2 separate regions of the Homo sapiens genome follow, and region 2 is linked to region 1. Evidence: read pairs that join two places in POLR2A ChIA-PET (ENCODE). Cell type or tissue: GM12878. All regions are shown on one strand. Each heading gives the region's core, and the rest is flanking DNA. Links, peaks and the distances in the headings are about the cores only.

What was found. Peaks named below come from ENCODE experiments on the same cell type or tissue, not always from the same donor. Only the 100,000 strongest peaks of a DNase experiment are listed, where the experiment ranks them.
Region 2: POLR2A ChIA-PET joins it to region 1 with 8 read pairs; 1 of 35 experiments calls an interaction of 5 or more read pairs at or near these places.

Annotation. Positions count from the first base shown.
Region 1 is chr3:186,411,114-186,416,490 of GRCh38, forward strand. No RefSeq gene overlaps it. Among named protein-coding and RNA genes, the nearest start is that of LINC02020, 27 kb to the right of the region's middle. RefSeq lists an enhancer at 3,023-3,742. In GM12878, for the core only: no CTCF peak of the experiment used is centred there; a DNase peak (open chromatin) is centred at 3,148; H3K4me3 peaks cover 703 bases.
Region 2 is chr3:186,508,666-186,514,042 of GRCh38, forward strand. No RefSeq gene overlaps it. Among named protein-coding and RNA genes, the nearest start is that of LINC02052, 18 kb to the left of the region's middle. RefSeq lists enhancers at 2,272-2,361, 2,922-3,351. In GM12878, for the core only: CTCF peaks have their summits at 2,007 (motif pointing left) and 2,209 (motif pointing right); DNase peaks (open chromatin) are centred at 1,904 and 2,816; H3K27ac peaks cover 716 bases.

The sequences.
Region 1 (5,377 bases), core at 85-5,084:
ATGTTGGGAAATGTTCTTTAGCTGTATGCACAAGTAAAAGTCATAACAGTCTGGTTAGGAGCAACTTGGAGTTTTCCCATAGATTCTTAGTTCAAAGTTGGGGGAGAAATCTGAGGAGGCTTCTTGGAGGAGGTGACCCTGGCATGAGACAGTCTGGCATACTGGTTCAGAACAGCAGCTCTCCAGTTAAATAGAGCTGGGTTTTGCTAGCTGTGTGACTGTGAATAAATTACTTAACCTCTTGGAACCTTGATTTCTCATCTGTAAAATGGGTATCAATAGGATATTATAGGCTGTTGTGAGAATTAATAGATGTAATGAGGTAAAATGGAGTTACGTAGATAATCTGGCTCATAGTAGGTTCTCAATAAATGTTAGATAAATGTGAACTCAAGTTGGACAAAGAAGAGGGAAAAGTGAGTTCTAGGCCAAGAGAATAGCAAGGAGGGGAGGAGTGGCTCTGAGATGTTGAGGATGAGGAAGCCAAAAGGCCAGACCATGGGGGTGGGCTAGGGGAAGGGCTCTGGGGTTGAGCTGACGACCATGTCTATGTCCTCCCTCTGCAGAACTTCCATCAGACCCGTGACCACATTTCCCCAGACTTGGAGGAATCTGGGGAATGGTGCACCTGGGAGACTCCTGGCCTCTGTAATAACCCTCATGTAGCACAGAAGGCAGAGAAACAGCAACCCCACCAGGCTTCCCAGGCCTGAGGAACAAAGAGGGCCTGGACAGGGAGCATCTCAGCAGGAACTGAGACGAACGGTGGCTTGAAGGGTTGGGGACGCCTTCCTGCATCTTTTTCTCTGGTGGAGAAGACAGAGAGGCCTTTGCTCTCTTTCCTGGAGCTGAGGTTTGGACAGTGAGGAGAAGCTCCAAAAGAAACTGAGAGTGAATTACTGTACCCATCAGAATCAAGTCTCCAAGTAAGATTTAACTTAATTTAGAAGAAAGGTAACCTTACTTTCCCATTGTTATGGACTAAGCTTCGTACCGTGTACATATGTATAGAAAAATACTAGGTACTTGTATTAATCATGGCTTTTACTTTCTGTATTCTGATGCTTTGGCACCTGGGGCCTTGCTGACTCTGGAGGGACTGCCCCTCCCTGGATGAGTCAATTCCTAGAGACAGCGAACAACTTGTCCATGAGTATGTCTTGGAAATGCAAACCAATCAATCCAGAGCCCAAGCTCCAGCCACCTCCATGATAAGGCTCTGGGTCACTACTCACCTGCCCTAATCATCCCAGGGCCAGGACCAGACAACAGAGACAGCCCCTATGCACCAGAGCCACTGGAATTATTTAAACCAGTCAATCTGAAGCCCCCTTACCCTGCCTGACCTGTTCCTTCCCATGAAACCACAATAAGAGCTCTTGCCCACAGTTTACCCCTCCTTCCGCCTCCTGATGTTTCCCTGTGGCCCTCTCCCCCCATGGCATGGCATACACCCTCCTTTTGGGAACTGTAATAAACTATCTCTTAATGGCAATTGTCAACTGGTCTGTTTGCCTTACTGTACCTCAAGTGTTCTATTAATACTATATATATATATATTATATTTTTGAGACGCAATCTTTCTTTGTCGCCCAGGCTGGAGTGCAGTGGAGCAATCTCGGTTCACTGCAACCTCCGCCTCCTGGGTTCCAGTGATTCTCCTGCTTCAGCCTCCCAAACAGCTGGGATTACAGACAAGCACCACCACACCTGGCTAATTTTTTGTATTTTTAGTAGAGGCAGGGTTTCACCACACTGGCCGGGCTGGTCTCGAACTCCTGACCTCTGGTGATCCCCCCGCCTTGGCCTCCCAAAGTGCTGGGATTACAAGCATAAGCCACCGTGCCCAGCCAATACACTATATTTTAAAATAATGCCATTTATTGTTTACCCTGTGCCAGGCAAGAGAACAAGTGATTTAGACACACAGTCTCATTGCATCCTCACAATCACCTTATCAGGAAGGTTCTATCATTAACCCTGTTTTAAAGATGAAGAAACGTACTCCTAGAGAAGTTGGGTCACCTGCAAGCGGCATAAGGCAGGCTGTGAACCCAGGTCTGCCTGATTCCAAAAACCACGTGCTCTTAACCACTGTACTCCATTACCATGTGTGGAGTGCCTACTGGGTGCCAAAATATAGCATAAGACAGAAGCAGCCAAGGCCATTCCCGGGGACCCCAGACCCCAAGGGAAATGCCTTCCTTCCCCCCAGCCCCTGGAGATGTCCTTGGCTGCCTCCTTCTCACTGTGCTCTTGACCTTGGCTACTCTTGGGCAGTACCCAAAAGACCCAGGGAACACACTTCCCCTATTCCATGTCTCTCAGGACAAATGAGGAATTACAAATAAACCGTATTAATTCATCTGTGAACTCCAAGCCTCTGGCACAGTACCCGGCAATATTTTACATGGTATATAGCACCTAACAGGCTATATTCAAAAAATATCAGAAGATAGACGGGAGGAGACGGTCACCATGCCAGGCAGGGAATGTTTCCAGGGAGAACTGTAGCTGCAGGGAGTGGGACTTATCCTGACTGCCCTGGGAGATCGCTAATTTAGAGCACACCAGTGTGACAGTACATTTCTTTTGAAATGCAACTCAAAATCCGCTTCCTCCAGGAGGAATGCCAAGTGGCGTCCCGGAACAGGACAAGTTGTACTTCACAGGAGATGGGAAGCTAGAGGGGGGAAATGCCATCATTAATCCACCAAGCAGCAGGGGGTGGGGGCGCTTGCCTCCAACAGGCATGGCTGGAAAAATAAGCAGCTCTGGCTTGTGCTCCTCCCTGTGTCCCTGCCACGACTGTGAAGGGCTAAGAACACAGCAGAAAAGGTTCCAGTTCATTTACAAGCCTCGGCTATTTTTAGTTCATCGATCCCTGGGCGCGGTGTGTGTGTGTTGAGGGGGGCCGGGGGACGGGGCTTGCAGAGCTCACGGTTTGAGGTGGAAGCTGGGGAAAGCTTTAGAATTCTTTTCATAGAACAGGTACTCTGTTCACTACGCACCATCCAGCCTCTGGAGACCTAACCGCTTTTCTTGGGGCAGGAAGAAGGAGCAGTGTCAGGGGAGGGAGGAGACTGAAATGAGAAAGGGAACGAGGCAAGAGGCGGTGACGCCCTTGTGCCAATGACCAAATTGGGTCAGAAAGAACAACCTTTTGAATGCAAGTCAGGAAATGTGAATCGCTGCCTCAGCAGGGCCAGGTGCATGCCTAGTGGGTGCCGGCCCAGCCTGACCAGGGAACTGTGACTGTACCTCCTGCCGCTCTAGAGAACCAGACCGATGACCATCTAGAAGTGCACTGATCTTTATTCCTTGCCTGGTGCCCTGTGGCCAGTTCAATTCCTATTATCAACCCCTCCTTAAAGCTGTCAGGGAAAAGGAAGGAGAAGTTCACATTTAAAGATGGATCTAAATGGTGAAAGAGGTGAAAATCATTGCCTTAAAAGAGATCACCTGTGGATTTTGTGAGTTATTAATTCTATGATCCCTACCGTGTCTGATTCTGATTGGCTATATATAAATTAAAAAACGGCTCTTTTTTCATATCACCTCTACAGCCCCTGCAAGTTAAAAATATCATTACCCGGCTTTTCTCCTTCTAAGTGTAGGCTGCTTGATTTAAGACATTTTGCAAACTTGTCTTTGTTCCAAGGATTTTTAAGCAAAAAAGGTGAGTCATAGTAGCAACTCAATAGATGTTGAGCTGATTTGTGTTACTAAGAAGTTGTGGGTAAATTGCAGTTTTGAATTTTTGGAAACGGAATCATATTGTAAATGTCCTGGACAGTTCAACAGTTGTGGGACTCCTCTGGCGAGTCCTATGCAGAAACCTCCTCTTACTTGAGTCACTCAGCAGCATTCGATGCAATCACCCATGGCTTCCTTCTTGAAACGGGTGTGATTCCTTGACCCTCACACTCACTTGGCTTGTCCCCAGGTTGCTGACTGTTCCTTCTCAGGCTCCTCTGCTGTCCTCCCTGCCTCTACCACACCTCAGTGTACTGGAAGGACCTGCATTCTACCTTTGTTCCTCCTGGCTTCATTTCCTCCTTCCTAGAGAAAACTGGAGGATGCCCATCCTGGCACTCTGATGACTCTCAAATTTCTGCCTGCCTTTTCTTTTCTTTTCTTTTCTTTTCTTTTCTTTTCTTTTCTTTTCTTTTCTTTTCTTTTCTTTCTTCCTTCCTTCCTTCCTTCCTTCCTTCCTTCCTTCCTTCCTTCCTTCCCTTGTTTCTTTCTTTCTCTCTCTCCTTTTTTTTTGTCTTGCTCTATCACTCAGGCTGGAGTGCAGTGTCATGATCTCAACTCACTGCAGCCTCTGCCTCCCGGGTTCAAGCAATTCTAGTGCCTCAGCCTCCTGAGTAGCTGGGATTACAGGCGCCAGCCACCACTCCTGGATAATTGTTTTGTATTTTTAGTAGAGATGGGGTTTCACTATGTTGGCCAGCCTTGTCTTAAACCTCTGACCTCAGGTGATCTGCCCACCTCGGCCTCCCAAAGTGCTGGGATTAGAGGCTTGAGCCACCGCACCTGGTCGACTGCCAAATTTCTATCTCTAGCTGGATCTCTCGCTGAGTTCTAGATGTGCAAACACCACTGCCTGCTGGCCATCATCACCTGCCTGTCCGTTAGGCAGCTCGAACTTAGCAAGGACAAAATTGATAGATTGCTTTTTATCCCTTAAAATATACCTCTCCCCTAGTGTTCCCCATTTCAGTATATGTGGCATCATCAACCCAGCTGCTAGAGCCAAAAAACCAGCAATCATTCTTGATTCCTCTCTTTCGTTCATCCCCTACACTCAATTCATTTGTAATCCTGCTGGTTCTAATGCAGTGTATAATCAGGATCTGGTCACTTCTCAGCACCTCTGCTGTTCTGCCATCCCTCCCTGGACTATTTCACCAGCCTCTTTCCCAGGTCCCTGCTTCCTCCCTTGCCTTCCAGTCCATCCTCCATAGAACAGAGCAATCCTTTTAAAAATATAAATCAGACTCTATCACTCCTCTGCTTAAAACCCACACTGATAATAACATCCAGCTTCCTCATCGAGGCCTTCACCAGTCTAAATCAAGGGTTAACAAATTATGGCCCTTTGTTTCTCTCTCCCACCACTTTTTGTAAATAAAGTTTTATTGGAGCATGCACACCCCCATCACCCCCATCTATAGATGACTTATCTATGGCTGCATCTAAAGATGAATTATCTATGGCTGCTTTGGTACCACAAGGGCAGAGTTGAGTAGCTGTGACAGAGTCGGTGTGACAAAGCCTAAAATACGAGCTATCTGGCCCTTTACAGAGAGTGTTTGCCATCCTCTGTCCTACATAGTCTGGCTCCTGCCTCTTCAGTCATGGCTGTCTTTAT
Region 2 (5,377 bases), core at 140-5,139, 98 kb after region 1:
TGACTCACCGTTCTTTGCAATTAACTGTGATGTTCTGCTGGAGGCTTCCATTAGAAACGACGAGAACAGCTACTTTGGCCTAAACAGAGTGTGGTGGGCTTGATTGTTTCACCTCACGATTTATTGCTAAAGAGACAGAAGATGGGCCCCTGGGCAGGTCATGGCTGGCCTGAGTCCTTCCCGCTGCACAAGTTTGTCCTGTGATCTGGGTCCCCATGGCATATTCAGTCCTGAGGGCCAGGCCTGCACACTCACACAGGCTCAGTGGCACCTGGCTAGACAGCAGGAGCCAGGAAGCGAGGCTGGTTCGAGGAGGTTGGCAAGGAGAGAAATATGGTTTCTTCTCTGGGAGTTTGAATCCCATTTAATTCAGGAAGCTTTAATTGAACACCTACTCTGTGCCAGGCACACTGGGGGATCAGATGTGAATTAAAGCAATCCTCACTCCCTAGAAACTTAGAATTTAACAGAGATGAAGGCAAATCTATGACCAGTCCTGAGCCTCTAGTATGCCACTGAGCAATTATCATAGAAATATAGAGAAGGATGAGATTTTGCAACCAGAGGGGGCCCTAGAAAGGCTTCACACAGCTGCCATTTGTTGAGTACCTACTATGTGTAGGATACTCCCCTTGTTTAATCTATACAACTCTGTGAGGAATGGGATTATTGTCACCCCTATGTTGCAAATGAAGAAACTGAGGTTCTGAAAGGTTAAATAACTTGCTCAGAAGTCACATAGCCAGTAAGAGGTACAACCAGGACAAGATTCTGAGTCTGAAACATGTGCTTTTTCAAGAAGGCCAGGCTACCTACTTCTTAGAGGAGGCTGAATTTGTCCTGGGCCTGAAATAAGGCTGATATTTTGTCACACAGCTCTGAGTGGGGAGGGCCTTCCTTCTGCTTCTGCTTCTAGGCAGGTACAAACCGCCTGTTCTGAGACACAGCTAATGTCCTTTCATCTTCTTCCCACAGGGGACCAATAAAGCCTGAGAGTAGGCTTGGGAGGGGCCACATTCCTCCCAGGAGGGGCTAGTTCCTCTCTCCAGCCTCTGTCTGTGATTCAGCCCTAAATACATAACCTAAATACGTAACTGTCAATTCAAATAATACCTGCCCACTGGAACCAACAACCTGGATTCATTTCACACCTGCTGGGAGCCATTAGTGGCACAAACACATTCTTTACATCACCCAAGGCAAGTTTGTTCGCAGTCATAGCAGTTTAGACTACAGCGCTGGAAGGCAATGGAGTGCTTAGAGACAACCAGGTTCGAGTACCTCTTCTCACAGATCCACACTGAGGTACAGAGAAGGGAAGGGGCTGGCCTGAAGGCTTCGAGGAGAGACATAAGAAAGGACACCATCTTCTCCGTGCTCCACACCTGTTGGGAGGAGCAGGATGAAGATTCACTGAGCACTATTTCTGAGTCTGCAGGTATTTGCCCTTAGTGTTGTGCTATCTCATTCATCCTCATCATAGCTCTGATTCGAGGTCCCTGCACACCCTTTCCAGATGGGAAGCCTGATAAGCTGAGGGGTCCTGGGAGGTGTCCCAGGTCACATGAGAAGAAGCACAGCCAAGGTGGGAGCACACACCTGCTGGCTCCAAAATCCCACCATGGAATGAAAGGAGGCAGTTGTTCCCCTCTCTCTTTGAACTTGCAAAATGGGGTTGGGTTGAGTTTGGACCCAGGGGGTCTATGACACAGTTTCTCCAGCTCGGAGGGGCCCAGCCCTGGCCTTTCCCATGGTGTGTCTTCTGAGCTGCGTGAAATAATGTCCAGCCCTGGGCAGGCATGAAGTGACATGCAGAGGCTGTGGAAAGTGTATCTACATTTCGTGCTTTGTTCCTAAATGACTCATGCAGCCCACAGAACAAAATTAATGTCTTGTCCAGCACCAGCAAATTGCATTTCTTTCTTTGAAAAATCAGTCAGGCTGCAAAGGGCCCTGGTTTATTCTGGGGACATGGAGCCATCCTGTGGCTGCTTCCACTGGACAGGCTGGAAACAGCAATCAGGCCCCTCGGAAGGGCCCCTTCCAGAGGTGGTCTAAGCCTTGTGCTCTGCTCCGGCCAGACCCTCTGCTCCTGCCAGTGACAGGTTGTTACACCCTTGTCTCCTCTGAACCGATGTTCCACATATGATCAAGTGCTTTCCAAGCCCCCGTACCACTCCCCTCACACGGCCCCTCTCCCCTGCAGGTGGCAGACTTACTCATTCTCATGCTTCAGCTCCAGGGGTTCCCCTGTATGAGTCTTCTCTGCCCGCTCCCACACCCCAGGTAGCATTGCCCCTGCTTGCTTTGTGCCCTCACTGTCTCCACATATATACACATCTCTTACAATAATATTAAATACCAGCCAACATTTATATAGTACTTCTTATGTACCAAGTACTGTTGTCTATCTATCTATCATCTATCTATCTATCTATGTACACACACACTCATATTATCTTCACAATGCTATGAAATAGGTATTATTGCTGTCCATTTTACAGATGGGGAAACCAATCTATAATTGGTTTAGTGAGATTTACTGAGCATATCTACAGGTATTTGTCCTTGGTTATAGGAAACCAATCTGTCACTGGTTTCCCCTTCTGTAAAATAAGTTAAATAATTTGCTTAAGCTCACTCAGATAGTGTGTGGTTGAGTCATAATCTGAGCTACTCTCTGGCCCAAACTGCTTATTGTAACCACCACATCATATGGCCACTTCAGCACCAGTCACACCTCATTTTACTTGTTGATGTCTCAGTTTTCCCCTCTATTCTGCGGGCTACTTGAGAAGACTTCTGTCTTCTTCCTCTAGGTATCTCTGTGCTTGACTCAGTATCGAGACCATAGGTGTGTGGGTGGGGTTAATCCACACTTGCTGAACACATGTGTCCGTGCCCAATGTCCCTGTGCATAGTGGCTACTTCCCATGGTTCACACGCATCTTCATGGCTCTTGTTTCTTCCATTCACCCATCCCATGTCCCTGGCCCTGTTCTCAGTGCTGAGGATGGAACCTCATTGCTGCTGCTTCCAGCCCTGGCCCTGCCCCTGTTTGGGGCTCAGTGCTTCATCCCGTGGAGCTCAAGGGGTGCTGTGGGTACTGACAAACTTGTACCCCATTCCTAGTTCAAATTTTTCTTTGCCTTTCAAAGGCACTTGGTGTGTGTTCATACATTCAACTAATAATGTTTGGATATCCACCACACATCAGGCACTGTTCTAGGTGCTGAAAACACAGTGCGGGGACAAGAACAAGGTCCCACCATCGTGGTGTCACATTCTGCTTGGGGAGACAGACAGTAAGCCATCAGCAGCTGAGTAGTAATACAGTGCCACGTGGTGGTCAGCACCGTGAAGAAGAAAGCCAGATAATGGCAGAGAGTAAGGGGGTGGTCAGGGAGGGTTGTCTCTGAGGATGTGATATTTCAGCAGAGACCAGATGAAGAGAGGGAGAGAGGGAGGCTGATATCTGGGGGAAGAGTGTTCCCTGGCAGAGGGAACAGCAAGAGCCAAGGCTCTACAGTGGCTCATATGGGGAGAGATTGAGAAAGCGTGAAGCCCACTAATGCAGGCGCAGAGTGAGACAGGACAATACAGTAGCAGAGCCTGGAAGTCCTCAGGGGGCATGGAGAGCCTTTGCAATTTTATTCCCAATGTGTTAGAAACATCTCAGAGGGGCTTGTGCAAGGGGCCGGCACAATCTGTGCCATGTTTTAAAAACTTGAAAGCATGAGTTTATGTATGTGCTGTCCCCCTCAGTTACGAGATCAATAGTGGCGTTTTTAGTGATGTTTTCTTAGGAGTTCTTTCTGTTGCCACTGCTATTTCTCAACACCCCCCTCTCTCCAAAGCCCACATTGTTTCTCTCATGGACTCAACTGGCTTCAACTAGAACTTACAGTCTAATAAGAGACACAACCAAGTAAACATTGGACTGCTGGTGATATGAACTGTGATAGGGCGGCTTTGGGGACTGTGGAAGCACAGAAAAGGAGCTGCTCAGACACAGAAAGCCAGGGATGGCTTCTGGAGGCCAGGGCATCTGACATGAGTCCTGAAGGGTGAGGTCAGCCGCATGAGAATGCTCTAGGCAGGGGAAACCACGCATGTGAACTGAGAAACCGTGACGCTGCTGTCACAGTGGCCTTGCCTGGGTCCTTAGTTCCCTCACCCCCATATCCTTCAGTCCCCACCTAGGCAACTCCAGTGCTAGCCAGGCTGGGTAAATCCTCTTCCACTGCTGAACACTGCTGTAGAAATTTGCCATCCCTGGTTCCAACACAAACTCACACTCTAATCCCAGCTGGATCTTTGGCCATTCGGTACTCCTTCTTTCCATGATAATTAACTGCCTGCCACATTCCCAGCAGCACGTATTCCAGGCTTCTATTTTCTTCCCACCTACCCCACTCACTGAGGGTGACCTGACCTCCTATTATGATGTGCCTCCCACTCCTCCTCCCACTGTGATCTCCACCTCAAAGAATGTTTGTCTTCAACCCCATCTCCTTCAAACGATCTCAGAAAGAGATACGATTATTCTTTTTGAGATTAACCCCTTGGAAAAAAAATTGAGCATTTATTTTGCCTTGCCTGGATTGTATTGCAGGGTAAGCAAAAAGCCCAGGTTGATAAGGGAAAGTTCTTTTTCATAAAAGCTTAAAAATTTGAATAGAGTGCAGAAGTAGAAAGTCATCTTTTTGCAATCCCATTTGGTTTAGGCAAAAATCATAAGCAGATGAAACAATCAGACGGTTTATTAATGGGGGACTTTCCATGGAGAGATAAAGCTGCCACAAGCTGATCCTGCTGCTCAGTTTTATCACGATCGCTAACAATGGCATCAACAATGCTATGGGTTTGCCGATGAGATGAAATATACAATGGGTGGCACTTTGCCTGCACATTGGAATTGTCTGGGGAGCTTTAACTACTGATGTCTGGGATCCATTTCCACTGATTATGATTTTAAATGCCTGGGATGTAGCCTGGGCATAGAGATGGTTAAAAACTGCCTCCAGCTGATTCCAATGAGATGCCAAGGTTGAGACCACTGCCAAATGAAGTACAAGGCTTCAGTGTGAACTGTGCTAGCTCCCGCAAGAGTTGAGTCTCATCAAGCCTTTCAAGTTCATCTGTAGCTGAAAATATTTTGGGGCATAGGGAAACAAGTTAAGGGACAATGTGAGGAAGACAAATCCAGAGTGTAGCTCGTTCTGTCCAGCAATGGACTCACTGTATTTTTTCAATAATCCAATACCTTTAAAAAGGGGAGGAGGGACAGTTACAAATTAAGAGATTCAAAGATATAAGAACCAAATGCAGGATTTTGGATCTCGAATGGAACCAATCATTTTTATACAACTGGGGA